Linked DNA regions of Mus musculus: region 1 is linked to region 2. The links are chromatin loops, found by intact Hi-C in ENCODE. Cell type or tissue: heart. All regions are shown on one strand. Links, peaks and the distances in the headings refer to the core of each region. The heading gives the core; the rest is flanking DNA. Region 1 holds the start of Ddx49 (DEAD box helicase 49). Region 2 holds the start of Upf1 (UPF1 regulator of nonsense transcripts homolog (yeast)).

Evidence for each region. Peaks named below come from ENCODE experiments on the same cell type or tissue, not always from the same donor. Only the 100,000 strongest peaks of a DNase experiment are listed, where the experiment ranks them.
Region 1: it touches region 2 in a loop (6-fold over the local background); 3 of 42 quality-filtered maps call a loop at or near these places.

The regions. Positions count from the first base shown.
Region 1 is chr8:70,298,988-70,307,311 of GRCm38, forward strand. It overlaps Ddx49 (DEAD box helicase 49), which reads right to left and starts at 3,465. Exons shown (of 13, transcript NM_001024922.2): 1 at 3,336-3,465; 2 at 1,992-2,115. The coding sequence starts at 3,450. Cope (coatomer protein complex, subunit epsilon) reads left to right here and starts at 3,780. Exons shown (of 10, transcript NM_021538.2): 1 at 3,780-3,945; 2 at 5,647-5,709; 3 at 6,648-6,748; 4 at 7,512-7,664. The coding sequence starts at 3,820. In heart, for the core only: no CTCF peak of the experiment used is centred there; a DNase peak (open chromatin) is centred at 3,514; H3K4me3 peaks cover 2,499 bases; H3K27ac peaks cover 1,918 bases.
Region 2 is chr8:70,349,024-70,357,347 of GRCm38, forward strand. Upf1 (UPF1 regulator of nonsense transcripts homolog (yeast)) reads right to left here and starts at 4,256. Exons shown (of 24, transcript NM_030680.3): 1 at 3,755-4,256. The coding sequence starts at 3,970. In heart, for the core only: a CTCF peak has its summit at 6,254; DNase peaks (open chromatin) are centred at 3,059, 3,858 and 4,398; H3K4me3 peaks cover 3,592 bases; H3K27ac peaks cover 4,369 bases.

The sequences.
Region 1 (8,324 bases), core at 208-8,207, 50 kb before region 2:
CTCTGAGGCTCACTGCTGAGTAAGCTCACCCTTTCTAGTTCTTTCCAGCTCTAACTTCTCTTCACACTGACTGATTCAAACTAACACACACTCACACTATGAGGCCCCCCCCCCCCCCCCCCCCCGCTTCTCCTGAATTGCCCCGCTCGGCCTCATAGTAATTCTGTAATTCTGGCAATCTGTTCTAATCTTCTGGCTCCTGATTCTTTGGCTCGGTCTGTCTTCACCTGTGTAGAGTTGTTCTCTCCCTGCAACCTGCCTCTGCACAACTGTCCCAGGAGAACTGCCTCCTCCTCTCTGCACTGCCCCTCACGTAGCTTCCCATTCCTCTTCTCCTGAGAGTTGGCCATGTGCTACTCTGTCAAATCTCACTGTCTGCCACTCAATTAGACATCACTTTCAAACATGGGTACTTCCTTCTACAAACTAACTTTACTTACATTGTTTGGGATTAAAGCAGTGTACTAAGGGCATGTCTCTGATTAGACATCAGAGGCATTAAAGATGTGTGCTAAAGCTGAGCCACACCACAACTAAAGACAAGTTAAATAACACAATCTTAGGGTTCACAGTGTGATCAAACATCCTGCAACAGCAGGCAGATCTTTGTGAATTGGAGGCCAGCTTGGTCCACAGAGTGAGGTCCAGGAGAGCCACAGTTACACAAAGAAACCCTGCCTAGAAAATCCAAAAGGAAATAAATAGAAGACGGGGGTGGAGAGACAGCTCAGCAACTGAGACCTCTTCCAGGGGTCCTGAGTTTAATTTCCAGCACTCACATGGCAGCTTACAACTGTCTCTCACAGGACTCAACACCTTCTTCTGTCCATGGCATATAAATAATCAAACCTTTGGCAGGGTGTGGTGGTACCCACTTTTAATCCCAGCACTCAGGAGGCCGAGGCAGAAGGATCTCTGTGAGTCAGTGCCAGCCTGGTCCACAGAGGGAGCTCCAGGACAGCAGGCTCTGGGGGATGAGTGGTGGGGGAAAGGAGTTAAAAAATAAAACACAGTGGGGGGAGGGTATGAGGGACTTTTGGGATAGCATTGGAAATGTAAATGAGGAAAATACCTAATAAAAAATATACATAAAAATAAATAAAACACAGCGGGAGAAATGGAGGGTGCCTGATGTTAACCCTGACCCACATGTAAACACAATCGCAATCTCATCCTCTGTGTGATATTTGAGACCTATATTCAAGATGCTGACAGCATCCTTTCTGTTCCCTGCTGCTGGCCTCTCCTATGCACAATGGAACCTATATACCTACAATAGCTTTTTTTTTTTTTTTGGTTTTTTGAGACAGGGTTTCTCTGTGTAGCCCTGGCTGTCCTGGACCTCACTCTGTAGAGCAGGCTGGCCTCAAACTCAGATCTCTGCCTGCCTCTGCCTCTCAAGTGCTGGGATTAAAGGCGTGTGCCACCACAGCCCAGCTACAATATCTTTTAAACACATTTATTACATTTCTTTATCTATATGGGTGTGCACATGCATGATGTGGCGCTCCAATGGAGGTCAGAGGCCAATCTGTGGAAGTCACTTCTTTCCTTTCACCCTGAAGGTGAGTCCCTGGGGGCTGAACTTAGGCTTATAGGCAAATGGCTCTGCCTGCTAAGCAATCTTACTGGCCCAAGGATATCATTTTGTTTCCCTAGCTGTTAGACTTGGTAGCTCCCTCTTGAGTGCTAGGAATGTTTCACACACACCATTAGCCCTGCTTGATTCTGCAACCCTACAAGAGAGGAATGATTCTTACCCCATTTCACACAAGAGCAAAGTGCAACTCGGACAGGTCAAGAAAGCACATGTGGAGCTGGGCGTGGTGGCGCACACCTTTAATCCCAGCACTTGGGAGGCAGAGGCAGGCGGATTTCTGAGTTCAAGGCCAGCCTGGTCTACAGGACAGCCAGGGCTACACAGAGACCCTGTCTCGAAAAACCAAAAAAAAAAAAAAAGAAAGCACATGTGGCTGAGTGGGGAGGCTCACCTGGTGGGTGTCAGAACCAAGCAGAAGATGCCATAAGGGTCCTCAGACAGCTTCTGCAAGATGGGAAGCACAAAGGCTGCTGTCTTGCCACTTCCTGTTTTTGCACAGCCCAAGCAGTCCCGACCTAGGCAGATGGCAAAGCAGCATCAGTGTGGAGCAAGGGCCATGATTGGTCCCTTGGGCATTCCCTCATTATTGTAAGAAATAGATGGGTATGGTCTGCTTTTAGTACGAGGTGAGCTTACAGTTCACTAGAGCTACAGATGAGTTGGAGGCACTGGGTCCTTCTCTCCCCTAGTTAGTCTAAGACTCGGAGAGTTACAGGTGCTCTGCTATGTGACTGAGCCCATGATTAGAAAGGAAGGGCAGCCAGGCAGTAGTGGCGCACACCTTTAATTTCAGCACTTGGGAGGCAGAGGCAGGCAGATTTCTGAGTTCAAGGCCAGCCTGTTCTACAGAGTGAGTTCCAGGACAGCCAGGGCTATACAGAGAAACCCTGTCTCAAAAAAACAAAAAAACAAGGGAAAAAAAAAAGAAAGAAAAGAGAATAGAAGAGAGGCAGCCTCAAGACCCAAACTATTCATTAGAGAAGACTTGGGGCCCCAATGGACCAATGGGATGGGGAATTTGGGGAGGGGAAAAGCCCTGCAGGTCTATGGAAGAAAAGGTCAGGAATTTCCCATATTTGGGGAAAGGCTTCAAAAACTTGCTTGAAATCACCACACCAGCTATTTTTGCCTTTTCTCTATGCTGGTACCCCTTTCTCCAGAATTGAATATTTAAAACTGTTTCATTTCCACTAGTCCCTTGAACGTGTTATTATCTAATTTCCAACAATTATTATAATTGCTTGTTTGAAACAAATTTTCAGGTAGCCCAGGCTGGTCTGCAACTTGCTACCAAACTGAGGATCACCTTGAACTCCTGATCCTCTTGCTTCCACCTGCTCAGTATTGAGATGACTGAGAGTCACCACGTCCGGCTCCAAGGACGCCTCTTTAATGGCAAAAGTGAACTGGGTCGAAGAGCACTGACACAAACACGGAGCATTGGTTTTTACCTGGAGTTTGACGGCTTCTACGTCAAAGCCAGCTCTACCCTTTTTTTTTTTCAGTGCCATGTTTTAGTCATTCACCGATCTCTCCCTATGCTCGGGTGCTACGAAAACTTAAGAGGTGCCACCCATCACCTGTGTGATAATGAACACGAGTCGGTCGCAGCGTAAATGTCAATGCTGCGGGTCAGGGTCCCCGAAACACTCAATGCTGTCCTGATTCCTGGAACCCAAGTGGGGCTAAGGAAGAGCGGGCAAAGAAAGGCATTAAAAGAAAGGCGAGAACTCACCTTCCAGGATGGCCGGAATGCACCCGAGCTGCACCGGCGTGGGCTGCTTCAACCCCAGCTGTCGACACTGTTCTACCAGCCACGACGACAACCCGATCTCAGCGAACCCCGCCATGCTCCAGACCCGGGCAGAGAACCTAGAAATGAGTGCTTCCGGCGCGTGAATGCTACGTCACGTCCACCCCGGCGCAGTCCGGCCTGGAAAAGTTGTGAGAGGACGTTGGCGGAGGAATGTGACGTCACGGAGAGACCCTCTCCAGATCCTTCAACCAATCCGAGCTTTGACCGCTTTTCAGTGTTTTGGTTCTGAAGGCCTTGTGTTTGTTGACGGAATCCGAACTATAGTTCTCGGGAGGCTTTGCAAGGTTTCTTTTTCATCGCCTCTGATTTGTCCCATAGAACTACGTTTCCCAGAGTTCCTGACGACGGGGACCTGCTTCCGGCCTACGTGTCCCAGAAGAAGGTTGGTTAGAGGTGCGGTGACATGGCTCCTCCGGTTCCTGGCGCGGTCTCTGGCGGCTCCGGAGAGGTAGATGAGCTGTTCGACGTGAAGAACGCTTTCTACATCGGCAGCTACCAGCAGTGCATCAACGAGGCTCAGCGCGTGAAGGTGGGCAGCGTGCGGAGCAGCTTCCGGCGCGCTCTGAGGTTCTGGTCCGAGGACTCGGTTTCTCTTATAATTAGGGATGGTTTTCAATTTACTCTGTAACCGAGGCTAACCTTGAGGTCCTGCGCCTCCAGTCTTCACCCCTCCAGTGCTAGGATGACAGGTGTGCACCCCTGTGCCAAGCTTCCAACTTTCTGGTGGTTGATTGACAGGGGCTCACTTTATAGCCCAGGCTGACCTGAAGTCAGGGTAATGGTGAGGTGACAGGTGTGCGCCACTAGCTCCATCATAAAACCTCTTACTGTTTCGTTTTTAAACCCCCCCCGCCCCCCTTTTTTAAGTGTCTAAAGTCAGGCATCATGGTGCACGCCTTCTATTCCAGCACTTGGGAGGCTGATCTCTGTAAGTTTAGGGTCAGCCTGATCTTCATAAGCAGTTCTAGGTCAGTTCGGGTAATACTGTAATCTGTCTTAATAATAGTCCTAAACCGGAGGTAGCTTGGTGTGCCTTAAATCCCAGCACCCAGAGGCAGAGGCAGTCAAGTCTCTGAGTTTTGGACCACTCTGATCTACATAGCGACTTCCAGGACAGCCAGGGTGCTACAGAAAAACCCCGTCTTGAACTGTACCCTCCTCGCCTCCCCCACTCCCCCCAAAAGGGAAGTTTGGTTATAAAAGAAGACAGTCTCCTTTAGCCCAGGCTGGCCTCAGACTCCCCATGTTGCTGAAGAGCACTGAATTCCTGATGGCCATGCCTGCTCTCTGGAGTGCTGGGATCATAGTGTGCACAGCCAAAGCACAGCTTCGATGCAAATGCTCCACAGGCTAAATCCTTGCCCTGGTTTTGTTTTATGTTTTAAGCAGCTTCATATAGCCCAGGCTGTCCCTAGATGTAGCAGTCTTGTCTCAGCCTCCCAGATGCAGGATGACAGGCCTGTGCCACAATGCTCAGCTTGTCTTTAGTTCATTAAAGATGTGACCCGTGTTTGCAACAGCCTGTGTGTGTTGTTGACAGAATCACCTGTCACTCATTCTTCACTGTGCACTCGTGGAAAACAGCATTCCTGCTGGGCTCAGTAAGGGATGGAGTTGGTGGAACTACAGGCTTTCTAGGTATAGTAGCCTTGGCAACAGAGGCAGCACAGAGAGCCAGGAAATGGCAGAATGGGTGTAGAAAGTGGTGGTCTTAGACTTGCCTGTTTTGAATGTGAAACAGAGTCAGGGCTGTGATGGGCTGGGGCATGGCTCAGGTAAACTATGTGGAGGCTTGTCCTTACCAGGCTAAAAAGCTGTTTTGTTAAGGTTCTGGACAAGAGGCAAGAAGATCCAACTTGTTCTCAGCTATGTAGTGAGTTTGAGGCCAGCCTAGTCTGCATGAAACCCTGTCTCCAAAACTCCCAAAATAATAAAATCAAAGCCAAATTCATTGAGCTTGTAAAGCGCCCAACAGGGCTGGGGCATGCAGCTGTGCTGCTGCTGTAGCCGTAGTGGCACTGCACGCTGTGATACTGGGATGACGCTGTGATACTGGGATGACGGCGGAGCCTCCTTGGGCTCGCATCAGTTGAGAGAAGATCAGGGCTTTGCACACTGGGTGCCCTCTGGAGGCTTTGGGGCTTCTGGGTCTCCTGGATTCCAGCTGAGACCCAGAGCTATGAGCCTAGCAGGGAGGCTGCCCAGCCTCACTCTGCATATCTTCTCACAGCTCTCCAGTCCTGAGCGGGAAGTAGAGAGGGATGTCTTCCTATACAGAGCATACCTCGCACAGGTGAGTGTGGACAGCCTGGGGAAGGGCACAGAGTATTATGCAGGAAAGCCGTGGACAGCCAGGCCAGGGGACTGTCAGGATGCCTCATCACGGGGAGGGTTAAGTATGTGTGGTCCTGAGAATTGAACTCAGGTCATCAGGCTTGGCAGCCATCTCACATAGCTTAGACTGGCCTTGGATTCACTATGGAGTCCAGGATGACCTTCCTTTCCTGCCTCCACCTCCCTTGTGCTACCATGCCTGGCTTCGTCATTACCTACAGAAAACACAAGGTGTATTTTCACTTCTGTGTTCTAAAAACAGCCCCAGGCTGTGCAAGGTGGCACAGGCCCGTCTTCCCAGCACTTGGGAGCCTGAGGCAGAAGGAGCTCAAGTTTAAAGTACCCTGGGCTACACAACAAAATGCTGCTCAAAAAGATATATTCCTAGTGACCTCTGAAAAGGTCTTCTTCACTCTGGCCCAGGGCAAGGGCTGAGGTGCCCCAGGAGGAGCCTGGTAAACAGCCTCCTAACCACAGACTGCATCACCACCCTGTGCCTAGGTCAGTCGCACACTCTGTGTGGTTCTGTGTGGCTGTGATCTTCCCAACAGGGCATGGTGACACAGTACTTGGAAGGCTGAGGAAGGGGATTGCTGCAACTCTGAAAGCAGCCTGGTTGAGAAAGGACAGCAAGGGACAGGTGGCTCCAGAAGTAGCTGTGGGTGTCAGCAAGAGATCTGCCAGGTGGGGGAAGGTGGGACATAGCAGACACCCTCTGCCCCCACCCTGCTGACACATGTCCCCAGCTACAGCAGGGAAAACAAACGTGGCCACCTTGCTGCCTGCTGCAGATGCATGTGACACTGCTGTCTTGGGCAGTGTGCTGGTGGTGTGGGCTGTGGGTTGGGAATATAAAGCCTTTAGGTAGGAAGGACTGATATGCACCTGTGACCGTAGAGGAAGTATGGCGTGGTCCTGGATGAGATCAAACCCTCCTCGGCCCCAGAACTCCAGGCTGTGCGCATGTTTGCTGAGTACCTTGCCAGTGAGAACCAGAGGTAAGGTTTGGCCAGGGCAGGTGGCACTAGGCCCAAATAGCTGGAGCCCAGGGTCTGCTCCAACCTGCAGAGAGAGGGTAAGATGTCCTCACTTCTGGTGTCTCCATTCACTTCCCTTGCCTGCCCAGTGGAGGTGGTGGTGGACCCTGCTGCACAGGCCGTACCTAGCTGGGGTGTAGATATATGTTGATCACGCCAAGGACGCTCATGACCTTGGCTTCCTAGCACAGAAAAGAACACGTTGTGGGGGGGGGCGACTCTGGTAACTGTTCAGCAAGCCCTGTCTTAGAGCCTCAGACCTAAGAACACTGTCCCTTCCTAGCAGCTGTGCTAGCCGTACCCAGGGTAGAGTAGATCTTGCCTGCTTCACCCAAACCCAGGCCTGTTCATGGGCTTAGCACGAGGCCAGGGCACAGAGGCCTTTAGGATTCCCACCACCCAGAAATTGACCACTTCTGATGCAGTTTCTCAGCTATCACATGTAGCCCTCTAGCACGCAGATGGCCTGAGTGCCTGTTCTCACCTCTCCTAACTTGTTTTGTCATGTGCATGAGCAGGGATGGCTGGAAGCATCAAAAGCTGGTCTCCCTGATGCACCATGTTAGGGTTGCCTGGTGCTCTGTTAGGATGGCCTGGCCGCTCTGGTGCTCACTGCTGTGCACCCCTGGACTGACACGGCTCTGCGCTCCTGAAGAATGGGATCCCTCAGAGGCATGAGGCTGACTCCTGCCTTAGCCTCACAGTGAGCAGCCACATCTTGCAGGGACAGCATCGTGCTGGAGCTGGATCGGGAGATGAGCAGGAGTGTGGATGTGACCAATACCACTTTCCTGCTCATGGCTGCCTCCATCTACTTCCACGACCAGAACCCGGATGCAGCCCTGCGAACCCTGCACCAGGGCGACGGCCTTGAGTGGTGAGTGGCCTGAAGCCTGCTTCTTCTGGCTTCTCTAAAACAGGGTCTTACTGGGGCCCAGTCTAACCCTGACTCCCATAAGTTGTCCTCTGATCTCCACACTTCCACACTTGTGGTTTGGACATGCGCAAACACACACACACAAATAGAAAGAAAAGAGAACTTAGGTAAGTCCAAGCTGAAGGATCCCAGAGGGAGGATAAGAAGGGACTACAATCAAAATATGTTATATGTATGTATGACTTGTCAAAGAATGAGTTTAAAATTATTTAAAAAAAAAAAAAAAGCAAGGAGGGATAAGCAGGTCAGGCAGATACCTAAAATCCCATCTCCTAGAAAGCTGAGGGAGGTGAATCAAGCCCTGTACATACATACATACATACATACATACACATACATATATATGTATTTATGTATATGTATGTGTGTGTGCATATATATGTGTGTGTGTTTTTAGATATATTTATATATATGTACATAGATAGATAGATAGATAGATAGATAGATAGATAGATAGATAGATAGATAGATAGATAGATAGATTTGGGGACAGATGTGTACAACAGTGCGTATGTGCACGCTGCAGAGCAGAGGACAATTCGTGGGAGTTGGTTCTCTCTACCATGTGGACCCTGGAGGTCATCAGGCTTCATAGCAAGT
Region 2 (8,324 bases), core at 49-8,048:
TCTCCTCTCAGCCTTGCCTAAGGCCCTTCTGTCCAGGGCAGATCACAGTGCCCGCAGCCCCAGGCACATCCAAGCCATGCTCTCACCCAACTCAGAGGCTAGTGCCCCCAAAGGCTTCCAGGATGACCTGAGTGCCACCTTCCTCAGCTTCTCAGAGTGGGCACCATGAGCACTGGTCAGGTCTTCCTCCACCAGTCCACCATACAAGAGGGAAAAGAAGGTGCTGTGGGGCTGAGAATAGAAGCCAGGCCATAGGCTGCCAAGAGGTCATGTGGGGCAGAGAAACACCTGAGGGTGCAGAGGTGGAGCCAGTCCCAGCCATGAGCAAAGTGAGGGCCTCAGGGCTGCCACTGGTCTCACCTGTGACCACTGGAGCAGGTGCTGCCCAGGAACTGCACCAAAGGAGAGCCACAGTGGCTGCTGGACTCTGTAAAAGTTCGTAACTATTATCTCACTTTACAACAGCTGTTCCCAGGAGTGAGGAGGGCTCACAGAGGCAAGGAGAGTCTCTTTTGGTTTGCTCACTTTTTCCCACAGTACTGCTCTCAGAGCCTTAGCATTTTGATCGAGGGCAGGTCTCCACACACCCACAGTGGGACCATGCAGGAAGCTGAACCGTAGCAGGTATGGTGTGGCCCACCAGGCTAAGGAGCCACGTGTGGAGAGTGAAGCTGGAGAGGATGATAGGTCGCTGTGAAGAAAGACCAGGAGGTGATAGGTACTGGAGCACAGTAGCATATCAGAGTCCTAGTTGGTACCCAAAGCCATTACAATCTTTAGTCTCCAGTAAGGGCACACAGTGGCATCTGTTTTCTAGCATTCGGATTTTTACTATTTCACTGATGGCAGAAGTCCTATGTGCTAAGCATGTGACAGTGGAGACTGCCACGGGTCTCCATCACATCACAAGGGCAACCCAGTCCCATAGCCCCACCACCACCACTACAGTTCCCTCTTCGCTAGTCCTTGTCCTGACAGCACCTACAGTAAAGCCCTACTGTTTCATCTCCAGTAGTGGGTCCTGTCCCCGTTGATTTCACTGTCAAAAAGAAAGGTGAGAGCAGTGCTCAGGAGAGAAGAACAGGGGGGGTTTCTCCCACAAGCCTGTATGCAAATGACAACTAAAGTCACCTTTCAGTACTCCAAGGAAATAGGAATCTGAGAGTCAAAAACTGGGAAAAAAACAGCCTGTCATATCTCAGGGACACTCTACCTGGACCTTCAGGGTTCTAATGAATAGTGGGGCCTTTCGCACAGAAAATGGGGGTTCTCTGATATTGAGATAACATCTAGACTTCAGGGTCAAATCTCTACCCAGTCAGCATCCAGAGCCACACAAGACTCCAGAACAAGCTTCCCCTACAAACTTCTCCCACAAGCACCTTCCGGGTCTGTGCTGTGCAGTCACTCCGTCGCAAAAAGAAAACACCAACACATGCCAGCAAGGGGCACTCAGGTCATGACAGCAAGTGAGGAGGTAGGCAGAGCCTACAGAGTGTCTGCCCAACAATAACAGGGCCCCGAGTTTGGTCTGCACTTCAAAGTAGTGAGCCACAAACACAACAGACACAGGACAAGTATACTATGCTATCTATCCAGCACAGGAAGGGCCTGGGACATTTATATCCACAGAGGCCACAGGACTATTGGTGGCTGAAGAGAAGCTGAGGGTGCAGGGACTCGGGATGCTAGGATATTACTTGGTATTAATGATGTTGGCCCAAAAGGCCACTGTGCTGCCAGCTTTCCAGGGATAAATGCAAGCTCCATGACCCTGCTTCAATAAAGCTGGGAGAGGACCTCCATTGGCCAACAGGAGGAGCTCAACCTACTGGGTGGGGGGTCCAGCCTCCTTGGACCCCCTGAACAAAGGCTGTGTGACCCATTTACCTCAAAGGACAAATAAGGAAAATCAATGTTTCTTGGTGGCAGAGGGCCCTGGGTATGCAAGGAAGGAGTTTCTCTCCACTTTCCAATTCTGTTCACTTTCTCCCCACAGATGCAGGTCCTCCGAATACAGGATTGAAGGCGCTCCCTCCCTTCCTTGTGATGAGAGGCCACAGGTGGGTGGCAGCTCATGGCTCAATCTATGATTTCAACTGGCGGAGCAGGGCACACCCATGTGAGCACACGCACAGCCTGAGTCTGCTCTGCACATTAGCTAGAGCTAAAAGACCTTGAGATGAAGCAGGCCACTTCCACTCGTCTCCCCAACTGCGCCATCACAGCCCTTCTCCAGGTCCATGAGGCCCAAAGGAAACAAGGAAGGTCTACCCAGTGGGGAGACTAACAGGAGGACTAGCTTGCAGGGCCACCTCACTCCTCCAGGCAATCTGCCCTCTCCCCACCTCCTTACACTAAAGGTAAACAGCTAGAAACAACAAGCTGGCACACCTGATCCGCATCGCAACAGGAGCTGAGTCAGCCCTCTCCTTCTATTCGGGCTGAAAATGAGCCCAAGTGGGTGGTCTACCCACAGGCATGACTCAACCAGCCAGCTTGAAGGCCCTCCCAGAATGCGGTCTGAGATCACTGCTGAAGACTGGTGGTGGCTCCCTAGCCCTAAGTACAGATGGACTACAAGAACACCTGTGGCTCTAGCCTGCAGCTCCCCCCCCTCCCCGAGAGAATACAGGAAAACAAAGCCAAGAGGTGCCTGACACCAAGCCAGCCATAGAGAGGGAGAGCATTTGATGGGGAGGCAGAGGGGGCCTGGCCCTGGCCCAACCTGAAATGCCTACATCGGCAGCCTATCATTCAAAACAAAAGCCCCTCCCCAAGGCACAGTCACCCATGTGGTACCCATTGTGGGTAAGGAACAAAATTCAAACCCAACTTTTCCAAGCAGAGCCTAGGAGTTACATAACACCGGTTTCAGCAACAGGCAACCCAGAAGGAAAAACAAACCGGCAGTCACCTCTCCATCCACAAAGTGGGCTATTTCCACTTGAGGCGACAAAACCCTGGCTCTGCTCCAGGGAACCCCTAACCCAAACTTGAACTTGAACCCTGGCTGGAGGGGGTGGTGGATGAAGTGGCAAAAGGGTGAGATGGGGTGGTTGGACTAGCCAAACAGGTGACCCTGGAGGGCAATGTGGGTCCGTCCAGAGGATAGCAACTGTGGACAGGTCACCTTAGACATACCTAGGAGGGGAGTGAGGGAAGCTCTGGCTTAAGCCTTGAGCCGAGCAGATCCTGCGCTACAGGAGGGACACTAATGCAGGTCACTGCCCAGCCTAGCAGGGTGGAGGAAAAAAGGACAGGTGGCAAGTAGCTGGGACAAGAGGCTGGGAATCAGAGAAGATGGTAGGTAGCTGGGTGGGCCAGAGCAGCAAGGACTAGGGCAGGTAGCAGGAACCTGAGTCAGGTGGCAATGACTGTGGCAGGTAGACCTGGAAGAGGTAGTTGGAATAGGGTGGAAGCAGAGATCTGGGAAAAGGGCAAGTAACGGGAACCAGATCTGGTAATAAGGTACCAGAGACCTAGGGCAGGTGGCGGGTACCTGGGCAGTTTAAACAAGAATCCAGGGTGGGTAACTGGAGCTGGCCAATAGGGACTTAATGTTTAAGGAGCCAGAGCAGGAAGCAGTTACCCAGGCTTGTTAACTGGACCTGAAGCCGGTAGCTCGGACCAGCGCCGTCTAACTGGGACCTGGCTCAGGTTCACAGGGGCCCAAGGCTGGTTAACTGGGATCTAGCGCCGCAGCTCCCGCGCCCGCCCGGCTTCCGGCGCCGCCATGCGCCGCTCAACTCACTTGTGCGTCGAGCTGGCCGGCCGCGCCGCCTGCGCCCGCTCCGCCCGGGCCTCCCGCGCCGCCGGGGCCGCCGGGGGGCGTCTGCGTCTGGCTGGGAAGGGTGAAGTCGGTGAATTCGAACTCGGAGCCCTGGGTGTCGGCGCCGAGCAGCTCGGCCTCCTCAGTGTCCAAGAAGGTGAGTGTTTGCGAGCTGGGGCCGTACGCCTCCACACTCATCCTGCCGCCCGGGCCGCGCCTTCAGCGGGCGCCTCACCGCACTCGAGCCCGAGGCTTCGGCTAGGCCTAGGCCGTAATCCGGAGTAGCCGCTGCCGCCGCCCTGAGAGCCGGGCGGGCTCCGAGTCGGCCTCCGAAAGCAGAGCCGGGCCGCCGGTTCTGAGCTCTGAGTTGCCGCCGCCGCCGCCGCCGCCGCCGCCGCCGCCGCCGCCGCCGCGCCCCTCCGTAACGCTGCTCGCCTCAAAGCCGACCGCCGCTCTCAGACCCCTGGACAGGAACCGCCGTCGCCGCCACCGCTGCGGTGCGCGTGCGCGAGCCGGACGCCGGCACAGATGCGCGTGCGCGAGTCCGACGCCGGCGCAGGCGCGCGCGTTCCTCCCGGAAAGTAGCCAACCGCACCGGAGCACTGGGAGCTAAGCGGGAGGGCGGAACTCGCCGTGCGCCTGCGCGAAGAGGCGGGCCTTCAACCGCCTAAAGGACCTGGGCTCGCGAACTTGGCCCCGCCCCAACTGCTGCCTAGCGGTGCGCATGCGCGCATGCGACGTCCTCACCTCCGGGCTTCAGGGCTGGATGTTCGTTAGGTGCTGATTGAGGCTCTCTCCAGAAGGTTTTGGGTGTGGAGCCTGTGGCACGGGGACCACGCACCTGCACTCCTTGAACCTTAGTTACCCCGTCTGTCACTTGGCTCGTGGCCATTCTCAGTATTCATCGATTGAATAAATGAGTAGGGAGCGGGGACTCTGCCAAATGGTAGTCACTGCTACCCCGAGCACTCCTGAAGCCTGTGAAGATAAATGCTTCTTTTGTCTTGCGATCAAGTCGCACTGGTCCGAGCTAGCCTGGGAATCGCTGAGAAGGGGTCAGGTCCCCTAGAACTAGTTATGAATGGATGTGAGCTCCTCTTGTAAGCGCTGGGTGCACAACTCTGAGCCATTTCTCCGGCCTGTTTTGGTTTTGATTGAGGGTCTCACACTGTAACCATGGTTGGTTTGGAATTCGGGGGAATCCTCCTGCCTCAAAGTGCCTGGTGGTGGGGTGACAGGTGTACATGCAATGTTGACCACGGAACTAAGGGCTCTTGTGTGCTAGGCAGAAGCTACCAACTGATGAGCATCCACAGCCAGCTGCGAGACTTAGAGAAACACTCCTCCCTGGGTTTCCTTCCCACTCTTCAGTGGAGGAAGTGTAAGTGTTGCAGCTCTGAAGGGAAAGGCATTCCCCCCACAGAAGTGTATCTGCTCTGCTTGGGCAGGGGGAGGGGTGGAGGTGGTTCCCCAAAGTGTTTCAGCTGTGCTCCAAAAGATCCTGGCAATTGGGAGCCAAGAAATAGAACAAAGTCACAGCACACAACAAACCTAACACGAGATTTATTGCGAGGGAAAAACCCAGGAGGGTGGCTGCCTCTGCTTGGGTGGATCTCCCAGTAAGGACACTCCTTAAAATCCAAGCACTCAGGAGTCGAAGGCAGGGAGATCTCTGTAACTCTGAGGCCAGCCTTGTCTACAGAGCGAAGTTCAGGACACCCAACATTACATCATCTCAAAACACACAAAAACAGATGCTGAGTGTAGAGGCGCAGTCTCCCAGGACTCTGGAGATGGAGACAGAGCAAGGATTCAAGGTCATCCTAAGTTGTATAGCAAGTTTGAGGCCAGCCTGAGGTATATTAGAACTTGGCTAAAAAACACAATGAAACAAACAAAAACAGATAAGTAAATGTTCCATCAGGCCAAGGATTAGTTAGCCCAGTTCGCTGCAACCTTCCATAGAGGGACAGTAGTGCCTGTAGCCACTGCTCAATAAAAGGTTCTCTGTTGCTTTGTTGTTTTTCAATTCTTAGTACATTTATTTAGTTGTGTGTGGGCACACTTGTACATGCACAGCACATGTGTGGGATCACAAGACAACCTACAGGTATTGGTTCTCTCCTAATAATGGAACTCGGATTTGGTGACAAGCCCCTTTACCCACTGAGCCATCTCATCAACCTCTTGGGTCAGTCAACAGGATATAAGATTAAACCACCAGAGTCCAGACTTCAGTTGTCTTTTTGGAGTAGGATCTTTGAGAGTTCGAGACCAGCCTGGTTTAAAAAGTGAGATTCCGGGGCTGGTGAGATGGCTCAACAGATAAGAGCACCCAACTGTTCTTCTGAAGGTCCTGAGTTCAATTCCCAGCAACCACATGGTGGCTCACAACCATCCCTAACAAGATCTGGCGCCCTCTTCTGGAGTGTCTGAAGACAGCTACAGTGTACTTACATATAATAAATAAATAAATCTTTTTTTTAAAAAAAAAGTGAGATTCAGGATAAACAAGAGAACCATTGTCTCAAAAAATTAAGCCTGGCGGTGGTGGCACTCGCCTTTAATCCCAGCACTTGGGAAGCAGAGGCAGGTGGATTTCTGAGTTCGAGGCCAGCCTGGTCTACAGAGTGAGTTCCGAACAGCCAGGGCTACACAGAGAAACCCTGTCTCTAGAACCCCCCCCCAAAAAAAATTAATTAAATCTTTAAACAAGACAAGTAATTGCTCAAGACCTCTTCTCAGGCAGGAGTCCTCCAATCCTGCATGTGGCACATGGTGTGCTCTCAGTCCCACTGAAATCGGTGGAAAAGAATTAGCCGGGCGTGGTGCATGCCTTTAATCCCAGCACTTGGGAGGCAGAGGCAGGCAGATTTCTGAGTTTGAGGCCAGCCTGGTCTACAAAGTGGGTTCCAGGACAGCCAGGGCTATACAGAGAAAACAAAACAAAAACAAACAAACAAAAAAAAGACCAAAAAAAATTTTGTTTTTGTTTTTTGAGACAGACCCTGCCTCACACAAGCTGGAGGGTGAGGAGGCACACCTAGCATCGTCTGAAGTCAAGGGCTCCTGTGGCGAATGTCCTGTACACACAGGCTTGTGCTCAGGCTATGCATGTCTGAGATTTCTCAATAGTGTCCCAGTGTCACAGCAATGTGTGCTTTGTTAAACTAAGGTCACAGAGGAAGTGTGGGGCCACTCTGTTTCTCCTCCTTCTCCTTCTCCTTCTCCTTCTCTTATTTTTAAATAATAGACTTTGTTAGGAAGGAAAAATGGCCAGACCTGTAGTTTATATACTGACTCATGTCTGATGGTCTGTAACCTCCGGCCATGGGAAGATGAACCCACTTGGTGGGTCTCAGACTTCAAGACAGGAAAGATACATAATGAAGTGGCCCAAAGTCTGGTACTGGGGCTCAGCTTGGAGCTCAGTTATTGTACAGTGCTGGTAACTGAGTAGGACACCTCTTTATCTGACTGCACAGGACCCTGTGTTCTGTCTCCAACTTCTCACAAGCTGGGTGTGGTGGTGCACAGCTGGCCCCACCCCCTCCCCCACCCCAGCACTCAGGAGATAAACAAGATTTCAAGGTCATCTCAGATGAACAAATTTGAGACCAGCTTGTAGATACTTTGTGGGTTCTTCTTTCTTCCAATATTTCAATCCCCTAAAACTAGATAAGAAAGAAAAAAAAAACAGAGAGGAAAGGAAGAAAGAGATCTTTAAATAAAGTCAGGGATTGAAAAGGGGGCCACAATAGGTTTAGAATATTTCCTGCTGATTAGGAGTTATTGAGTTCCTTGCAGGCAGCTTTGATCTTTGCCATCAGGATATCTAATTTCTTCTTGTTGTGTATCTTCTTTGTGCGTAACTACATAGCAAACTGCAACGAATCACTAACCAACACCCCACCCCTCTTGGGGCTTTCACATTTGTATACCCTCTGAAAAGTCCCCAGTGTTCCAGAGCCACACAGTTACAGAAATTCTCTGCAGCTGGCACAATCACGCCCCTGCTAGAGCACAGGACAAATCATAGTCAGCTGCCATGGACACTGGGAACAAAGCTGCCCCATCTTCCACACCTGGGATTAAAGTGACCAAAACATTGTCTTATAATATTTCTGTGTTTTTCAAAGAAACCAAAACTGTAAAATTTCTCACTATCCCAGCCTGTGCAACATTATGAGAGGCCCTCTCTCTCAAAAAAAAAAAATATCAGAATAGGAGGCTGGAGGGATGGCCCAGAGGTTAAGAGCACAGGGTGCTCTCCTAGAGGACCTGGGTTTGGTTCCCAGCACCCCACCCACGTGGCAATTGTAACCCCTGATACTTTCTTCTGATCTCCATGGGTACCTGGCATGGGCACCAGGTACAAGCGTGATGTACAAAGGTACCCGAAGGGAAACATCCAGACCTGTAAGATAAATCTAAAAGATTTTTAAAAATCAAAACAGAAGGCCAGAACCTTTAGTCCTAGCACTCTGGAGATGAGGCAGGTGACTAAGAACTCCAGGCCTGCTTGGTCTACATAATGAAACAATCTGAAAAG